Linked DNA regions of Homo sapiens: region 2 is linked to region 1. Evidence: read pairs that join two places in POLR2A ChIA-PET (ENCODE). Cell type or tissue: PC-9. All regions are shown on one strand. Links, peaks and the distances in the headings refer to the core of each region. The heading gives the core; the rest is flanking DNA. Region 1 overlaps MIPOL1 (mirror-image polydactyly 1). Region 2 overlaps MIPOL1 (mirror-image polydactyly 1).

Region 1 (9,151 bases), core at 718-8,717:
AAATAGAGATTAGTAATTATTGGTTGAAAGATATGCTTCACAACTACTTTTCTCACTGCTACTTAAAAAAAATTTATGGTGATGTAATAAAGCCACTGGGATTTGCAATTAGACAGCCATGACATGTGTGGTCGTGTATAAATGAACCTCACCAAGCTCCTTTCCTTTCTTTAAAATGAGAGTAATAGTACCTACTTATAGGGTTGTTTTAGGTATATTCAGTTCTTAGCACAGTGTTTGGTTTATTGTTATTGATCAACCAATGTTAAGATATATTTCTTTTTAAAACAAAAGATCATTGAGGTAGGAGCAGAACCAAAAAATATATCACTGAAACCAAAGAAGATTTCCCATAGGAAAAAAGAGTCAAATGTTACTAAGTGGTTAACTATGATAAGGACCAAAGGTATCCTTTACATTGGAAATTCGGTGGCCATTAGTGACTTCCACAGAGTAGTTTAGTCAACAGAGTATTAGATATAGACATCAGTTTTCTGTGAATTGAAGAGTAATTAGGAGGTAAAGAAGCATAGCAATTTGGACAATAGAGCAGTCCTTGAAGAAACTTGAGTAAGAAAGGTGGTAATGATAATTGAGAAGAGAGGAAACGTAGGTTAAGGATTTTTGTTTTTGAAAAATAGCAAATACTTGAGTATATTTATGGCTAATTTGAGGAAGCCACAATAAAGAATTCTTATAGAGCAAGATTCCAGAGGAGGTAGGAAGGGATGGAATTTAGAGTATCTGCAGAAAAGTTCACCTTGAACAAAAAGCTGGCCAAATTGTGATCAGAGACAGGAGTAAAGGAATTAAGAATAGCTATATTTGTAAATTTGAGGCCACAATTAGTATTAACCACACCTCCAACCCCCTACATAAAGTAGGGGTCAGTGTTGGCTTCTGAACATGAGAGGGTGGGCAGATCACCTGAGGTCAGGAGTTCAAGACCACCCTGGCCAACATGATGAAACCCTGTCTCTACTAAAAATACAAAAAATTAGCCAGGTGTAGTGGCGGACACCTGTAATCCCAGCTACTCAGGAGGCTGAGGCAGGAGAATCACTTGAGGTGGAGGTTGCAGTGAGCCAAGATTGCACCATTGCACTCCAGCCTGGGCAACAAGAGTGAAACTCTGTCTCAAAATATACATATATATATATATATATATATATACACACACACATACATATATAATATGTATATATGTATATATATATATTATATATGTGTATATATATATGCACACAAGTATGTATAATTCAAGAGCTGAAGAGACAGGAGATTGAAGTCGGAAAGTGGAATGTTACTATTTAAGTGAAATGCTTAAATGAAGTGAAGCACTCAGTTCTGAGCATGACCCAAAAACAGATAAATCGTACATATTGAATGAAGATATATCATAAGAAGAGACCTGCACAATGTGTGATGCATGGAAGAATGTTTGGTATCCACTCAAAAATTTAAGGGAAGTTGCATCTTCCAGGGAGATTCCATGTTTCTCCTAAAACAAAAAGATACAGAGAACTTTCCTGCATCGCTGATGGGAATGTAAATTGATGCAGTCACTGTGGCAGACAATTTGGTGGTTCCTCAAAGGTCAAACACAGAATTACCATATGATCTAGCAAGCCCACTCCTAGGTATATACCCAAAAGAATTGAAAGTAAGGACAAGCAGTTACTGTACACCGATGTTTATGAAAGCATTGTTCATATTAACCAAAAGGTGGAAACCACCCAAGTGTCCCTCAGCAGATGAATAAACAAAATGTGGTATATACAGAGAATGGAACATTATCCAGCTATTCATTATTCAAAAACAAATGAAATTCTAATACATGCTGCAACATGGACAAACCTAAAGACATTATGCTAAGCGAAATAAACCAGATAAGAAAGAAAGATTGTATGATTCCACTTATATGAGGTACTTAAAATAGCCAAGTTCATAGAGACAGAAAATAAAATAGAGGTTACCCGGAGTTGGAGAAGGGGAATACGGAGTTATAAGAGTGGGGAATTATATGATTTACATAGAGTGGGATGATGAAAAGTTGTGGAAATGAATAATGGTGACAATTGTACAATATTGTCAGTATACTTACTGCCAGTAAGTTGTGCAGTTAAAATGATTAAAATAGTAAATTTTATGTTGTCATTTTACCACACATTTTTTTAAAGGTACAGAGAACACTCTGTGAGGATATACAGAAATTTATTTTAAATGGGATTAGTTTAAGATTCCTGGGATGTACAACTCTAGGACGGGGGAGGAAATTATGAAAAAAACCAAGCTTAAGTTTCCTGCAAGCTCAAAGTCTACTTTAATTTGATTTAAATGAAAGTAAACAGTATTTCTTACACACCTGGTAAATGGTGCTTACAAATCTGTATGTGAAACACAACTAATTCATAGAAATATTAGTTTTTTCTACTAATTTTCCTATGTTATAGAGGAAATGAAAAGGTTCCATTTTATGTGAAGGAACCTAAAACTAACTGTAATTTTCAGATAGATTAAATGGATAGATAGAACTCATAGATAATGGATTATGTCTGGCAAGCAATACTTACAGCTATCCAAATCAGTTTACATTTACATATACATTTATACATGTATATTGTCATATTAGAGAAAGTTATTTACCAATATTTAAGAAAAAAATAAGGCTGGGAAAATATAGGATTAGGACAGGTAGCTAGAGCCTGGAGTGAGTCAGAATACAGCCGGCATGTATACTGTGAAGCAGCAAAAGAGAAAACTTCAAGTCTGACTCTCAACTCTCCAACAGCCAAAACAATGGAGGATGTATGATCAGCTCTTCGTTTTAGGGGCAGATTAAAATATGATGATGGCTTTCATTCTACCTTTCCTTTGATTTTACTAATTAGTGGCCGGGCATGGTGGCTCACGCCTGTAACCCCAGCACTTTGGGAGGCTGGCGGATCACTTGAGTCCAGGAGTTCAAGACCAGCCTGGGCAACATGACCAAACCCCATCTCTACAAAAAATACAAAATTTAGCAAGGCATGGCGTGTGCCTGTAATCCCAGCTACTCGGGAGGCTGAGGTGGGAGGATCACTTGAGCCCAAGAGGCAGAGGTTGCCGTGGGTGGAGATCACACCAGTGTACTCCAGCCTGGGAAACAGAGTGAGACTCTGTCTCCCCAGTTTTTTTCTTCTTTACTAATTAGTGATACTGGCCTTTTTTTTAAAAAAGTGGGTTTTTTTCCAAAAATCTTTTTTTTTTTTTTTTTCTGGTTTAGTGTAAGAGCTACTGCTGGTAAAAACATTCCATTCCCTTGTATGGAAATAAGGAAACTGGAAATATGGAAATACAGGTTTATGAGTTTCTTTATTCTGTTTGTTTCCTTTGAGTTTTAGAATATTTTGAGTGCTAAGAAAATGAAGTGTTGGTCTTTTGTTTCTTTTGGCAGTTAGGAGCAGTGGCCAGTGAGATGGGAGGATAGAGATATTAAACTTACCACTGTAGCTGATAGCTCTTATGCATTAAAACAGAAAAGATAGCAGGAGAGGACTAACAATACAAAGATTTAAAATAAATTCCACATATTATAAAAGTGCTATTAGTAAATATTAGTACCTCCTGATTGCTATAGCAAATGCTAAATCCATTTGCAACACTTTCATTAATCTAAATCTAGACAGTTTCATCAAGAAAGAATCTTAAACTTGTAGGGATTAGATTTGTATTTAGTAATGATTTTTTTCCTGTTGTTATAAACCTGTAGTGCTGCATTCCTAAGTTCAGGAGGCATAATAATAACAAACTCTTTTCTAATTGAGGGAATGCCTGTTTCGATGTTTGCTGATTTTATAGTGCTTCCTTATATTTTCTTTCACTTAAAGAAAGTGTAAATTAAAGTGTTTAGACAAGAATTAGACCTTGTTGTTTGGAGCCAGTAGTATAGGATTTATTATACATATTATAATTAACAAGTCAGTGTGTTTTAAATTTTTATTATATTTTGTGTGATTCCATGTGTGAATTTGTAATGCCATTCAGAATATGGTAAAGTTGACATTTTAGAACAAAAATGTTGAAGAGAATTCTTCACTTTTTAAGGTAATTTGTTTCCTGTGATTGAACTAGTATTTTTTGATAATAATTATATGAAATACTTACGTGTTTAACATAGTGAAAAGTGGAATAAACATTAACCCTACTTACTGGGTTTGTAGTATACATTTAAAAGTCATAGAAACCATAAAGATAGAGGCCAGATGAAATATACACAAAAAGAAAGTAAAATTCTTTATTTTTTTCTATATTACTTTAGTAAATTTTATTCAGTATAGGTCCTTTTCTCTTTGTGTACTTTTTTTGGTCTGTGTATATACTGTCCTTAACAGTCAGAAATACTGCTGACTGTCACTAGAATCCATGGGGTTTTTTTGTTTTGTTTTAATGGTAGTGATAGTTTTTTATTGGACCATATGCTTTCTTGGTCAGAACTACGAGTTGATAAGAAAAGTCACTGGTGATTATAGCATGCAAACTATAGCCATGAAGCAATATTTTTCTCAATGCAAATCCCTCACCAAGAGTGGGGTTGAACACTCAATCCTGACCTCGTTAGTTGTATATTCTAATCAGTAGTGTCAGTTGGCCTACCCGGTGACATAAATTTTTTGTCACACCTCTGTTTTCTCTAATAATTAACTATCTATGGAGCTACATTATGGTACCATACTGCAACAGCTGTGATTAAAAAGAACACAAGAAGACTTGAATTACACTTCCATCTTTGGCATTAATCAGATTTTTTTTTGATTACCGTAGACAAGTTTCAACTTTGCTTGATTTCAGCTTCTTTAATTTTGACGTGAAAAGCTTTTTCTACTTCTCACATTTTATGAAATTTGTTACCCCTTTATATGGTAGATTAAATTTTTATTTAGTAACATTTAAAGTCAAACAGTCTTTTTATGCCATTAAGTTGTGTCTATTTTCAGGGCCTTTAAATTTAAAAATTTACAGCTGGCTTCACTGTTCAAGTCACTATATATATATTTATTGGTGACTCTGGAATGTAAAACAAAAAGAAAATTAAAATAGTTTTTTTTTTTAAAAAAAAGTATACATTTTCTGTATGTCCAGTGATTTGGACTATATTTATTAAGCATTTGTCTCTTCTTCCTCTCAACTTATAGAATGTGGCATTTACTAAGCTACTTCTGAATGTCGATTGCCTCACCTGTAAACAGCAATAGTATCTAACCTGCTTAATATGAAAATCAGTGAGATGATACATCTGAATGTTTTTGAAAACTGTGAAGCACTGTGCAAAGGAGATATATTAATAAATGTAATTTATAAAATCACTTACAAATGTTTGCTGTCTTGAGACATAAGACAATTAAATTAGTAAAGAGGCTATTGCTACTGAAGTAAATTTGTATCTTCTATAGCTTTCTATCCAGAAGGACGTTTTTTGGCATTATCAGTTTTCACAATTTTCTGCGCCTTATTCAACACAGTAAGCTATAAGAATAAAACTAAATTTCAACATGTATAGCTCTCAACTGCTAATTGTTATTCTACAAAGTGACTCAACCTCCTTTTAAGAGCATTTAACAAAATATTTTGTCACTTAATGGTTGTGCCTAGCAAAGGACCCAGAGTTTGTATTAGAATGGGCTTGCTAATTATAGGTCCTGGAATTTGATGTTTCTAAACGTTGTTTCTATTAGCTTGAGAAAAATACAGTTTTATATTTTGTTAGATTAAAAAAGTGCAGTGTTTCCCTTGGTCTTGGCACTCAGAATCACTATTATTATAGGTCCACAGGTGGCAATTGCCTCCTACATAGGTAATCTTTGATTCATCGCTTTCTTAAATTTAATTTATAACGAGCTTTTGCTAGATTTTTCCTTGCAATCATTGTCACTTTTGCCTTTGCCTACTTAGACTACACCTGAATAATTTCATGCCCAAGCTTTTTTTGCTACTTTGTTTACTTGTCTTCTCCATCCTTACTTCTCTTAAGATTCCTGAAACTTTATTTTCACCCTCTGATTCAGCCATCAATAGTATTTAACAATACCACATTACATATATAATAAAGTCCGAACTCTTTAATGTAACGTTCATGAACTTCCTTGATATTGCTGCCATCTCTGTTTCTTTTTTTTTTTTTTTTTTTTTTTTTTTGAGACAGAGTCTTGCTCTGTCGCCCAGGCTGGAGTGCAGTGGCGCGATCTCAGCTCACTGCAAGCTCCACCTCCCAGGTTCACACCATTCTCCTGCCTCAGCCTCCCAACTAGCTGGGACTACAGGCACCCGCCACCATGCCTGGCTAATTTTTTTTTTTTTGTACTTTTAGTAGGAACGGGGTTTCACCATGTTAGCCAGGATGGTCTCGGTCTCCTGACCTCGTGATCCGCTCGCCTCAGCCTCCCAAAGTGCTGGGATTACAGGCGTGAGCCACTACGCCCGGCCCTGTTTCTAGTTTAGTATTTCACCAATCATCTTTTTGCTTCCCAGTTTCATTCATATTTGTGTCACTGGTATACTGCTTCACACATAGTAAGCGCTCAACAAATATTTGTTACACTGAATTGACTATTTTGTGCACTCCCAAAATAGATTGTTCAATATTCCATGGACACACCCAACAATTTCCCACTTCAGTGCTTTCTCATGTCGTCATTTCCTCCTGGACTACTCCATCTCTGCCTATCCCATTTTTATTGAGGCTTCACATCATAATTTAAGTAACAGCTATTCTATTAATCCTTTTCTAATCTTGTCCGTTAGAAGTGATCTCACTGTGTAAAATTCCTACCATAGTTATTCACAGTGGCTCTCTTGCAATACATACCTCATGCCTTCTAGTCCAATAGTTCTATGAATATGTGTCTTAACTCCCCTACTAGTGCTTCTGTTCTTTATGTATAGCAAGACTTTAGTAAATATATGTCCACAAATGAATAAACAAAGTTAACACTAGATTGAAAGTTTATTCAGATGTACAGTGTCTCCTGCACAATGTTTTTTTGTGTGCATTGCATATAATAAGAACTCATTGATAAATGTGTAAATGAATGAATGATTTTAGATGACATGAACCTAGTCCAGCATGTAGGTTAGTTATTTACACGGATGTGGGTCAAAATGGTGTCTCCATATAATAAAGCAAATATATCACCTACCAAAAAAATTTCTTTTTTTTTTAGACCTACAGTGTTCATATTTGAAAACTATCATTGGAAACATTTGTTTGGATTTTACCTTTCTTAAAATTTAGAATTAAAAAAAAAACTTAGGAAATAGTATCATTATCCACTGTTCATTGCAGCATTATTCTTAGAATGAAAAAATAAAATATTTTCCGTGGTTGCTTTGTTTGGTCTGCATATCATTGGAAAAAATATATTAAATTCATTGCCAAAATGAGATCTAGGAGATCTGGCAATGTGGGACGCTTAGGATTATAGTATGACATGTTTATTATTCAGGGTTCTTCAGAGAAAGAGAACCAATAGACTGTATATAAATAGGGCAAGAGATTCATTTTAAGAAGTTGGCTCAAACAATTGTGGGGCCTGGCAAGTCTGAAAATCTCAGAGCAAGCCATCGGGCTGGAAAACCAGTGAAGGGCTGATGTTGTACTTTTTAAAATTTTTTATTTTTGACTCAGGGTCTCGCTCTGTTTCCTAGGCTGGAGTGCAGTGGTGCAATCATAGCTCACTGCAGCCTCAAACTCCCATGCTGAAATGATCCTCCTGCCTCAGCCTCCTGAGTAGCTAGGACTACAGGCACATGCCACCATGCCTAATTTTTTTTTTTAATTATACTTTCAGTTCTGGGATACATGTGCAGAGTGCAGGTTTGTTACACAGGTATACATGTACCATGGTGGTTTGCTGCACCCATCAACCCATCATCTACATTAGGTATTTCTCCTAATGCTATCCCTCCCCTTGCCCCCCAACCTCCAACAGGCCCCGGTGTGTGATGGTCCCCTTCCTGTGTCCATGTGTTCTCATTGTTCAACTTCCGCTTATGAGTGAGAACTTGCAGTGTTTGGTTTTCTGTTCCTGTGTTAGTTTGCTGAGAATGATGGTCTCCAGCTTCAACAATGTCCCTGCAAAGGACATGAACTCATTCTTGTTTGTTTGTTTTTTTGAGACCAAGTCTCGATCTGTTGCCCAGGCTGGAGTGCAGTGGCGTGATCTCAGCTCACTGCAACCTCTGCCTCCCAGGTTCAAGTGATTCTTCTGCCTCAGCCTCCCAAGTAGCTGGGATTACAGGTGCCCGCCACCATGCCCGGCTAATTTTTGTATTTTTAGTAGAGACGGGGTTTCACCATGTTGGCCAGGCTGGTCTCAAACTCCTTATCTCAGGTGATCCACCTGCCTCGGCCTCCCAAAGTGCCAGGATTACAGGCATGAGCCACCGCACCCGACCCTGAACTCACTCTTCTTTATGGCTGCATAGTAGTCCATGGTGTATATGTGCTACATTTTCTTTATCCCGTCTATCATTGATGGGCATTTGGGTTGGTTCCAAGTGTTTCCTATTGTGAATAGTGCCGCAATAAACATACGTGTGCATGTGTCTTTATCATAAAATGATTTATAATCCTTTGGGTATATACCCAGTAATGGGATCGCTGGATCAAATGGTATTTCTGGTTCTAGATCCTAGAGGAATCACCACACTGTTTTCCAAAATGGTTGAACTAATTTACACTCCCACCAACAGTGTAAAAGCATTCCTATGTCTCCACATCCTCTCCAGCCTCTGTTGTTTCCTGGCTTTTTAATGATCACCATTCTAACTGGCGTGAGATGGTATCTGACTGTGGTTTTGATTTGCATTTCTCTAATGACCAATGGTGATGAGCTTTTTTTCATATGTTTGTTGGCCACATAAGTGTCTTCTTTTGAGAAGTGTCTGTTCATATCCTTCGCTCATTTTTTGATGAGGTTGTTTTTTTTCTTGTAAATTTGTTTAAGTTCCTTGTAGGTTCTGGATATTAGCCCTTTGTTAGATGGATAGATTGCAAAAATTTTCTCCCAAAAATATGGAATGCTTCACGAATTTGTCTGTCATCCTTGCATAGGAGCCATGCTAATCTTCTCTGTATGGTTCTAATTTTAGTATATGTACCCAAGGTGAGCAC
Region 2 (9,151 bases), core at 761-8,760, 68 kb before region 1:
ATTAGATCTTTTCCAATAGAGTTGTTTGAGCTCCTTATATATCCTGGTTGTTAATTCCTTGTCAGATGGATAGTTTGCAAATATTTTCTCCCATTCTGTAGGTTGTCTCTTCTCTTTATTGATTGTTTCCTTTGCTGTGCAGAAGATTTTTAAGTTGATGGGATCTCATTTGTCCATTTTTGTTTTGGTTGCCTGTGCTTGTGGGGTATTGCTCAAGAAATATTTTTTTCTTTTTTTGTTTTTTTAATTATACTTTAAGTTCTAGGGTACATGTGCACAATGTGCAGGTTTGTTACATAGTTATACATGTGCCATGATGGTTTGCTGCACCCATCAACTCGTCATTTATGTTAGGTATTTCTCCTAATGCTATCCCTCCCCCAGCTTCCTGCCCCCTGAGAGGCCCCCGTGTGTGATGTTCCCTGCCCTATGTCCAAGTGTTCTAAGTTTTCAATTCCCATCTGTGAGTGAGAACATGCAGTGTTTGGTTTCCTGTCCTTCTGAAAATTTGCTGAGAATGATGGTTTCCAGCTTCATCCATGTCTCTGCAAAGGATATGAACTCATCCTTTTTTATGGCTGCATAGTATTCCATGGTGTATATGTGCCACATTTTCTTAATCCAGTCTATTATTGATGGGCATTTGAGTTCATTCCAATCTTTGCTATTGTGAATAGTGCTGCAATAAACATACCTGTGCATGTGTCTTTATAGCAGCATGATTTATAATCCTTTGGGTATATATCCAGCAATGGAATCACTGGGTCAAATGTTATTTCTAGTCCTAGATCCTTGAGGAATTGCCACACTGTCTTCCACAATGGTTGAACTAATTTACACTCCCACCAAGTGTAAAAGCGTTCCTATTTCTCCACATCCTCTCCAGCATCTGTTGTTTTCTGACTTTTTAATCATTGCCATTCTAACTGGTGTGAGATGGTATCTCATTGTGGTTTTGATTTGCATTTCTCTGATGACCAGTGATGATGAGCATTTTTTCATGTGTCTGTGGGATGCATAAATGTCTTCTTTTGAGAAGTGTCTGTTAATACCCTTTGCCCACTTTTTCACGGGGTTGCCTTTTTCTTGTAAATTTGTTAAATTTCTTTGTAGATTCTGGATGTCAGCCCTTTGTCACATAGGTAGATTACAAAAATTTTCTCCCATTCTGTAGGTTGCCTGTTCACTCTGAGGGTAGTTTCTCTTGCTGTGCAGAAGCTCTTTAGTTTAATCAGATCCTATTTGTCAATTTTGGCTTTTGTTGCCCTTGCTTTTGGTGTTTTAGTCATGACGTCCTTGCCCATGCCTATGTCTGGAATGGTATTGCCTAGGTTTTCTTCTAGGGTTTTTATGGTTTTAGGTCTAATATTTAAGTCTTTAATCCATCTTGAATTAATTTCTGTATAAGGTATAAGGAAGGGATCCAGTTTCAGCTTTCTACATATGGCTAGCCAGTTTTCCCAGCACGATTTATTAAACAGGGAATCCTTTCCCCATTGCTAGTTTTTGTCAGGTTTGTCGAAGACCAAATGGTTGTAGGTGTGTGGTGTTACTTCTGAGGCCTCTGTTCTGTTCGATTGGTCTATATATCTGTTTCGGTACCAGTACCGTGCTGTTTTGGTTACTGTAGCCTTGTAGTGTAGTTTGAAGTCAGGTAGCGTGATGCTTCCAGCTTTCTTCTTTTTGCTTAGGATTGTCTTGGCAATGTGGGCTCTTTTTTGGTTCCATATGAACTTTAAAGTAGTTTTTTTCCAATTCTGTGAAGAAAGTCAGTGGTAGCTTGATGCGGATAGCATTGAATCTATAAATTACCTTGGGCAGTATGGCCATTTTCATGATATTGATTCTTTCTATCCATGAGCATAGAATGTTCTTCCATTTGTTTGTCTCTTCTTTTATTTCCTTGAGCAGTGGTTTGTAGTTCTTCTTGAAGAGGTCCTTCACATCCCTTGTAAGTTGTATTCCTAGGTATTTTATTCTCTTTGTAGCAATTGTGAATGGGAGTTCACTCATTATTTGGCTCTCTGTTATTGGTGTATAGGAATACTTTTGATTTTTGCACATTGATTTTGTATCCTGAGAATTTGCCTAATTTGCTTATCAACTTAAGGAGATTTTGGACTGAGACGATGGGGTTTTCTAAATATACAATCACGTAATCTGCAAACTTTGACTTCCACTTTTCATAATTGAATATCTTTTATTTCTTTCTCTTGCCCGATTGCCCTGGCCAGAACTTCCAACACTATGTTAAATAGGAGTGGTGAGAGAGGGCATCCTTGTCTTGTGCCGGTTTTCAAAGGGAATGCTTCCAGTTTTTTCCCATTCAGTATAATATTGGCTGTGGGTTTGTCATAAATAGCTCTTATTATTTTGAGATACGTTCCATCAATGTCTAGTTCATTGTGAGTTTTTAGCATGAAGGGCTGTTGAATTTTGTCGAAGGCCTTTTCTGCATCTAATGAGACAATCATGTGGTTTTTGTCATTGGTTCTGTTTATGTGATGTATTATGTTTATTGATTTGCATATGTTGAACCAGCCTTGCATCCCGGGGATGAAGCCGACTTGATCTTGGCGGATAAGCTTTTTGATGTGCTGCTGGATTCGGTTTGCCAGTATTTTATTGAGGATATTCGCATCCATATTGATCAGGGATGTTGGTCTAAAATTCCCTTTTTTTGTTGTGTCTCTGCCACGCTTTGGTATCAGGGTGATGTTGCCTCATAAAATGAATTAGGGAGGATTCCCTCTTTCTCTATTGATTGGAATAGTTTCAGAAGGAATGGTACTATCTCCTCTTCGTACCTCTGGTAGAATTCGGATGTGATCCATCTAGTCCTGGACTTTTTTGTTCAGTAGGCTATTAGTTATTGCCTCAATTTCAGAGCCTGTTATTGGTCTATTCAGAGATTCAAGTTCTTCCTGGTTTAGTCTTGGGAGGGTGTACGTGTCCAGGAATTCATCCATTTCTTCTAGATTTTCTAGTTTATTTGCGTAGAGGTTTTTATAGTATTCTCTGATGGTAGCTTGTATTTGTGTGGGATCGGTGGTGATATCCCCTTTGTCATTTTTTATTGCGTCTGTTTGATTCTTCCCTCTTTTGTTCTTTATTGGTCTTGCTAGCAGTCTATCAATTTTGTTGATCTTTTCAAAAAACCAGCTCCTGGATTCATTGATTTTTTTGAAGGGTTTTTTGTGTCCCTATTTCTTTCAGTTCTGCTCTGATCTTAGTTATTTCTTGCCTTCTGCTAGCTTTTGAATGTGTTTGCTCTTGCTTCTCTAGTTCTTTTAATTGTGATGGTAGGATGTCAATTTTAGATCTTTTCTGCTTTCTCTTGTGGGCATTTAGTGCTATAAATTTCCGCCTACACACTGCATTAAATGTGTCCCAGAGATTCTGTTACGTTGTATCTTTGTTCTCACTGGTTTCAAAGAACATCTTTGTTTCTGCCTTCATTTCATTATTTACCTAGTAGTCATTTAGGAGCAGTTGTTCAGCGTTTATGTAGTTGTGCAGTTTTGAGTGAGTTTCTTAATCCTGAGTTCTAAGTTGATTGCACTGTGGTCTGAGAGACAGTTTGTTGTGATTTCTGTTCTTTTACATATGCTAAGGAATTCTTTACTTCCAATTATGTCGTCAATTTTAGAATAAGTGCAATGTGGTACTGAGAAGAATATGTATTCTGTTGATTTGGGGTGAAGAGTTCTGTAGATGTCTATTAGGTCCCCTTGGTGCAGAGCTGCATTCAAGTCCTGGATATCCTTCTCTCTCTTGGTTAACCTTCTCTCTCATTGATCAGTCTAATATTGACAGTGGGGTGTTAAGGTCTCCCATTACTACTGTGTGGGAGTCTACGTCTCTTTGTAGGTCTCTAAAGACTTGCTTTATGAATCTGGGTGTTCCTGTATTGGGTGCATATATATTTAGGATAGTTAGCTCTCCTTGTTGAATTGTTCCCTTTACCATTATGTGATGGCCTTTTTTGTTTCTCCCTCTCTCTCTTTTTTTTTTTTTTTTTTTTTTTTTTTGCCTCTCTCGCAGTCTGAAGGGCAGTGGCTCGATTTCGGCCCAATGCAAGCTCCGCCTTCCCCGGGTTCATGCCATTCTCCTGCCTCAGCCTCTCGAGTAGCTGGGACTACAGGCACCCACCCCCATGCCCAGCTAATTTTTTGTATTTTTCGTAGAGTCCGGGTTGCACCATGTTAGCCAGGATGGTCTCAATCTCCTGACCTTGTGATCTGCCCGCCTTGGCCTTTCAAAGTGCTGTTTGTCTCTTTTGACTTTTGTTGGTTTAAAGTCTGTTTTATCAGAGACTAGGATTGCAATGCCTGCTTTTTTTGCTTTCCATTTGCTTGGTAGATCTTCCTCCTTCCCTTTGTTTTGAGCTATGTGTGTCTCTGCATGTGAGATGGGTCTCCTGAACACAGCACACTGATGGGTCTTGACTCTATCCAATTTGCCAGTCTGTGTCCTTTAATTGGGGCATTTAGCTCATTTACATTTAAGGTTAATATTGTTATGTGTGAATATGATCCTGTCATTATGATGTTAGCTGGTTAATTTGCCCGTTAATTGATGCAGTTTCTTCATAGCATCAATGGTCTTTACAATTTGGCATGTTTTTGCAGTGGCTAGTACTGGTTGTTCCTTTCTATATTTAGTGCTTCCTTCAGGAGCTCTTGTAAGGCAGGCCTGGTGGTGGCAAAATCTCTCAGCATTTGGTTGTCTGTAAAGGATTATTTCTCCTTCACTTATGAAGCTTAGTTTGGCTGGATATGAAATTCTGGGTTGAAAATTCTTTTCTTTAAGAATGTTGAATATTGACCCCCACTCTCTTCTGGCTTGTAGGGTTTCTGCCGATAGATGCACTGTTAGTCTGATGGGCTTCCCTTTGTGGGTAACCTGACCTTTCTCTCTGGCTGCACTTAACATTTTTTCCTTTATTTCAACCTTGGTGAATCTGACAATTACGTGTCTTGGGGTTGCTCTTCTCAAGCAGTATCTTTGTGGTGCTCTCTGTATTTCCTGAATTTGAATGTTGGTCTGCCTTGCTAGGTTGGGGAAGTTCTCCTGGATAATATCCTGAAGAGTGTTTTCCAACTTGGTTTCATTCTCCCCGTCACTTTCCGGTACACCAATCAAATGTAGATTTGGTCTTTTCACATGGTCCCATATTTCTTGGAGGCTTTGTTTGTTTCTTTTTACTCTTTTTTCTCTAAACTTCTCCCCTCGCTATATTTCATTAATTTGATCTTCTATCACTGATACCCTTTCTTCCACTTGATTGAATCGGCTATTGAAGCTTGTGCATGTGTCACGACATTCTTGTGCCATGGTTTTCAGCTCTGTCAGGTCATTTAAGGTCTTCTCTACACTGTTTATTCTAGTTAGTTGTTCGTCCAACCTTTTTTCAAGATTTTTAGATTCCTTGCCATGGGTTAGAACATGCTTCTTTAGCTTGGAGAAGTTTGTTACTACTGACCTTCTGAAGCCTACTTCTGTCAGTTTGTCAAAGTCATTCTGCATCTAGCTTTGTTTCATTGCTGGTGAGGAGCTGCGATCCTTTGGAGAAGAAGAGGCACTCTGGTTTTTAGAATTTTCAGCTTTTCTGCTCTGGTTTCTCCCCATCTTTATGTATTTATCTACCTTTGGTCTCTGATGTTTTTGACCTACAGTTGGGGTTTTGGTGTAGGTGTCCTTTTTGTGGATGTTGAAACTATTCCTTTCTGTTTCTTAGTTTTTCTTCTAACAGTCAGGTCCCTCAGCTGCAGGTCCATTGGAGTTTGCTGGAGGTCCACTCCAGACCCTGTTTGCCTGCGTATCACCAGTGGAGGCTGCAGAACAGTAAATATTGCAGAACAGCAAATATTGCTGTCTGTTCCTTTTTCTGGAAGCTTCATCCCAGAGGGGCATCCACCTGTATGAGGTGTCTGTCGGCCCCAGTGGGAGGTGTCTTCCAGTTAGGCTACATGATTGTCAGGGACCTACTTGAGGAGGCAGTCTGTCCATTCTCAAAGCTCAAATGCCGTGCTGGGAGAACCACTGCTCTCTTCAGAGCTATCAGACAGGGACATTTAAGTCTGTAGAAGTTGTCCGCTGCCATTTGTTCAACTATGCCCTGCCCACAGAGGTGGAGTGTATAGATGCAGTAGGCCTTCCCGAGCTGTGGTGGGCGCTGCCCAGTTCAAGTTTCCTGGCCGCTTTGTTTACCTACATAAGCCTCAGTAATGGCGGATACCCCTCCCCCAGCCAAGCTGCAGCCTCACAGGTCCATCTCAGACTGCTTCACTAGCAGTGAGCCATGTTCCGTGGGCATGTGACCCCCCGAGCCAGGCGTGGGAGAAAATCTCCTGGTCTGCTGGTTGCTAAGACCATGGGAAAAGCACAGTATTTGGGCCGGAATGTCCCATTTTTCCAGGTACAGTCTGTTACTGCTTCCCTTGGCTAGGAAAGGGAAATCCCCCTGACCCCTTGCGCTTCCTGGGTGAGGTGACGCCCTGCCCTGCTTTGGCTTACCCACTGTGGGCTGCACCCACTGTCTAACCAATCCCAATGAGATGAACTGGGTACTTTAGTTGGAAATGCAGAAATCACCAGTCTTCTACGTGGATCACACTTGGATCTGCAGACTGGAGCTGTTCCTATTTGGCTGTCTTGGAACAGAAACCAAGAAATTTTTGCTTAGACCAGCTTAGACCAATGTCCTAGAGATTTTCCCTTATATTTTCTGTAGTAGTTTCATAATCTGGAGTCTTAGATTTAAGTCTTTCATCCATTTTGATTTGATTTTTGTATATGGCAAGGGTTAGTTGTCTAGTTTTATTCTTCTGCATATGGAAATCCAGTTTTCCCAGCACCATTTATTGAAGAGACTGTCTTTTCCCCAGTGTATGTTCTTGGCACTTTTGTTAAAAATTAGTTCACTGTAGGTGTGTAGATTTGTTTCTGGGTTTTCTATTCTGTTCCATTGGTCTATGTGTTTTTATGTCAGAACCATACTGTTTTGTTTACTCTGTCTCTGTAGTATAATTTAAAGTGAAGTAAAGAGATTCCTCCAGTTTTGTTCTTTTTGCTTAGGGTAACTTTGGTTCTTCTGAATCTCTTCTGGTTCCATATACATTTTGGGATTGTTTTTTCTATTTCTGTGAAGAATGTCATTGTTATTTTGATAGAGATTGCATTGAATCTGTATATTGCTTTGGGTAGCACCTACATTTTTACAATATTGACTCTTCCAATCCATGAACAAGGACTGTCTTTTCATTTTTTGGTGTTCTCTTTAATTTCTGTCATCAGTGTTTTATAGTTTTCTTTGGTTAAATTAATCTCTTGGTATTTAATTTCATCTGTAGCTGTGATAAATGGGAGTGTTTTCTAAAATTTCTTTTTCAGATTTTTCACTGTTGTCATATAGAAATGCTACTGATTTTTGTATGTTGATTTTGTATCCTGCAACCTTACTGAATTTATCAATTCTAACAGTTTTTTTGTGTGTATGTGGAATCTTCAGGTTTTTCCAAATATGTGATCATATCATCTGCAAACAAGGATAATTTGACTTCTTCCATTCCAGTTTGGATGCCCTTTATTTCTTTCTCTTGTCCGATTGCTCTGGCTAGTACTTCCAGTACTATGTTGAATAACAGTGGTGCAAGTGGGCATCCTTGTTGTTTTCCAGATCTTAGAGGAAAGGCTTTCAGTTTTTCCCCATTCAGTATGATGTTTGTTGTGGGTCTCTCATATGTGGCTTTTATTATGTTAATGTACATTCCTTCTATACCCAATTTTTTGAGTGTTTTTATCATGAAGGGATGTTAAATTTCATCAAATGCATTTTCAGCATCTATTGAAATGATCATATGGTTTTTGTCCTTCACTCTGTTGATGTGATGTATCACATTGATTGATTTGCGTATGTTGAATCATCCTTGCATCCCAGGGATAAATCCCACTTAGTCATGATGCATGATCTTTTTAACGTATTGTTGACCACGTTTGCTAGTATTTTGTTGAGGATTTTTGCATCAATATGCATCAGAGATATTGGCCTACAGTTTTCTTTTTTTGATGTGTCTTGGTCTTGTTTTGGTATTATGATAATACTGGCCTTGTAGAATGTGTTTGGAAGTCTTCCCTCTTCTTCTGTTTTCCAGAATAGTTTGAGTAGGATTGGTATTTGTTCTTCTATAAATATTTATTAGAATTCAGTAGTGAAGCCATCAGGTCCAAGGCTTTTCTTTACTGGGATACTTTTTATTATGGCTTCGATTTCTTTACTTGCTCTTGGTCTGTTCAGGTTTTAGATTTCTTCCTGGCTCAATCTCAGTAGGTTGTTTGTGTCTAGGAATGTGTCCATTTCTTCTAGATTTGTCAATTTATTGGCATATAGTTGCTCATAGTAGCCACTAATAATCCTTTGAATTTCTGTCATATTGTTTATAGTATCTCTTTTCATCTTTGAGTTTACTTATTTGGATTTTCTCTCCTTTTTTCTTAGTCTGGCTTTTGTTATATTGATCTCTTGTATTTTTTTTCATTTCAAATTTATTCATTTCTGCTCTGATCTTTATTGTTTCTTCTACTAATTTTGGGTTTGGTTTGCTCTTTCTTTTCTAGTTCTTTAAGATGCATTGTTAGGTTGTTTGTTTGAGTTTTTCTTCTTTTTTGCTGTAGGCTCTTACCGCTATAAACTTCCCTCTTAGTACTACTTTTGCTGTATCCTGTAGTCAATGTTGTGTTTCCATTATCATTTGTTTCAAGAAGTTTTTCAGTTTTCTTCTTAATTTCTTCATCGACCCCCTGGTCATTCAGGAGCATATTGTTTAATTTTGGTGTGTTTGTGTAGTTTCCAGAATTCCTCCTGTTATTAATTTCTAGTTTTCTTCTATTGTGGTTAGAGAAGATGTTTGATATTATTTCAGTTTTTTTAATGTTTTAAGACTTGTTTTGTGACCTAACATATGATCTACCCATGAGAATGATCCTTGTGCTGAGGAAAAGAATGTGCATTCTGCGGCCGTTGGACGAAATGTTCCGTAACTGTCTAGTAGATCCATTTAGTCTGTAGTTCAGATTCAGTCCGAAGTTTCTTTGTTGATTTTCTTTATGGAAAATATGTTCATCTCTGAAAGTGGGATGTTGATATATC

What was found. Peaks named below come from ENCODE experiments on the same cell type or tissue, not always from the same donor. Only the 100,000 strongest peaks of a DNase experiment are listed, where the experiment ranks them.
Region 2: POLR2A ChIA-PET joins it to region 1 with 5 read pairs; 2 of 35 experiments call an interaction of 5 or more read pairs at or near these places.

What each region holds. Positions count from the first base shown.
Region 1 is chr14:37,425,423-37,434,573 of GRCh38, forward strand. The region is part of intron 11 of MIPOL1 (mirror-image polydactyly 1); the gene reads left to right. It also overlaps the pseudogene RNU6-886P. Among named protein-coding and RNA genes, the nearest start is that of FOXA1, 170 kb to the right of the region's middle. In PC-9, for the core only: no CTCF peak of the experiment used is centred there; a DNase peak (open chromatin) is centred at 3,729; H3K4me3 peaks cover 906 bases; H3K27ac peaks cover 1,694 bases.
Region 2 is chr14:37,357,607-37,366,757 of GRCh38, forward strand. The region is part of intron 9 of MIPOL1 (mirror-image polydactyly 1); the gene reads left to right. Among named protein-coding and RNA genes, the nearest start is that of MIPOL1, 160 kb to the left of the region's middle. In PC-9, for the core only: no CTCF peak of the experiment used is centred there; no DNase peak of the experiment used is centred there.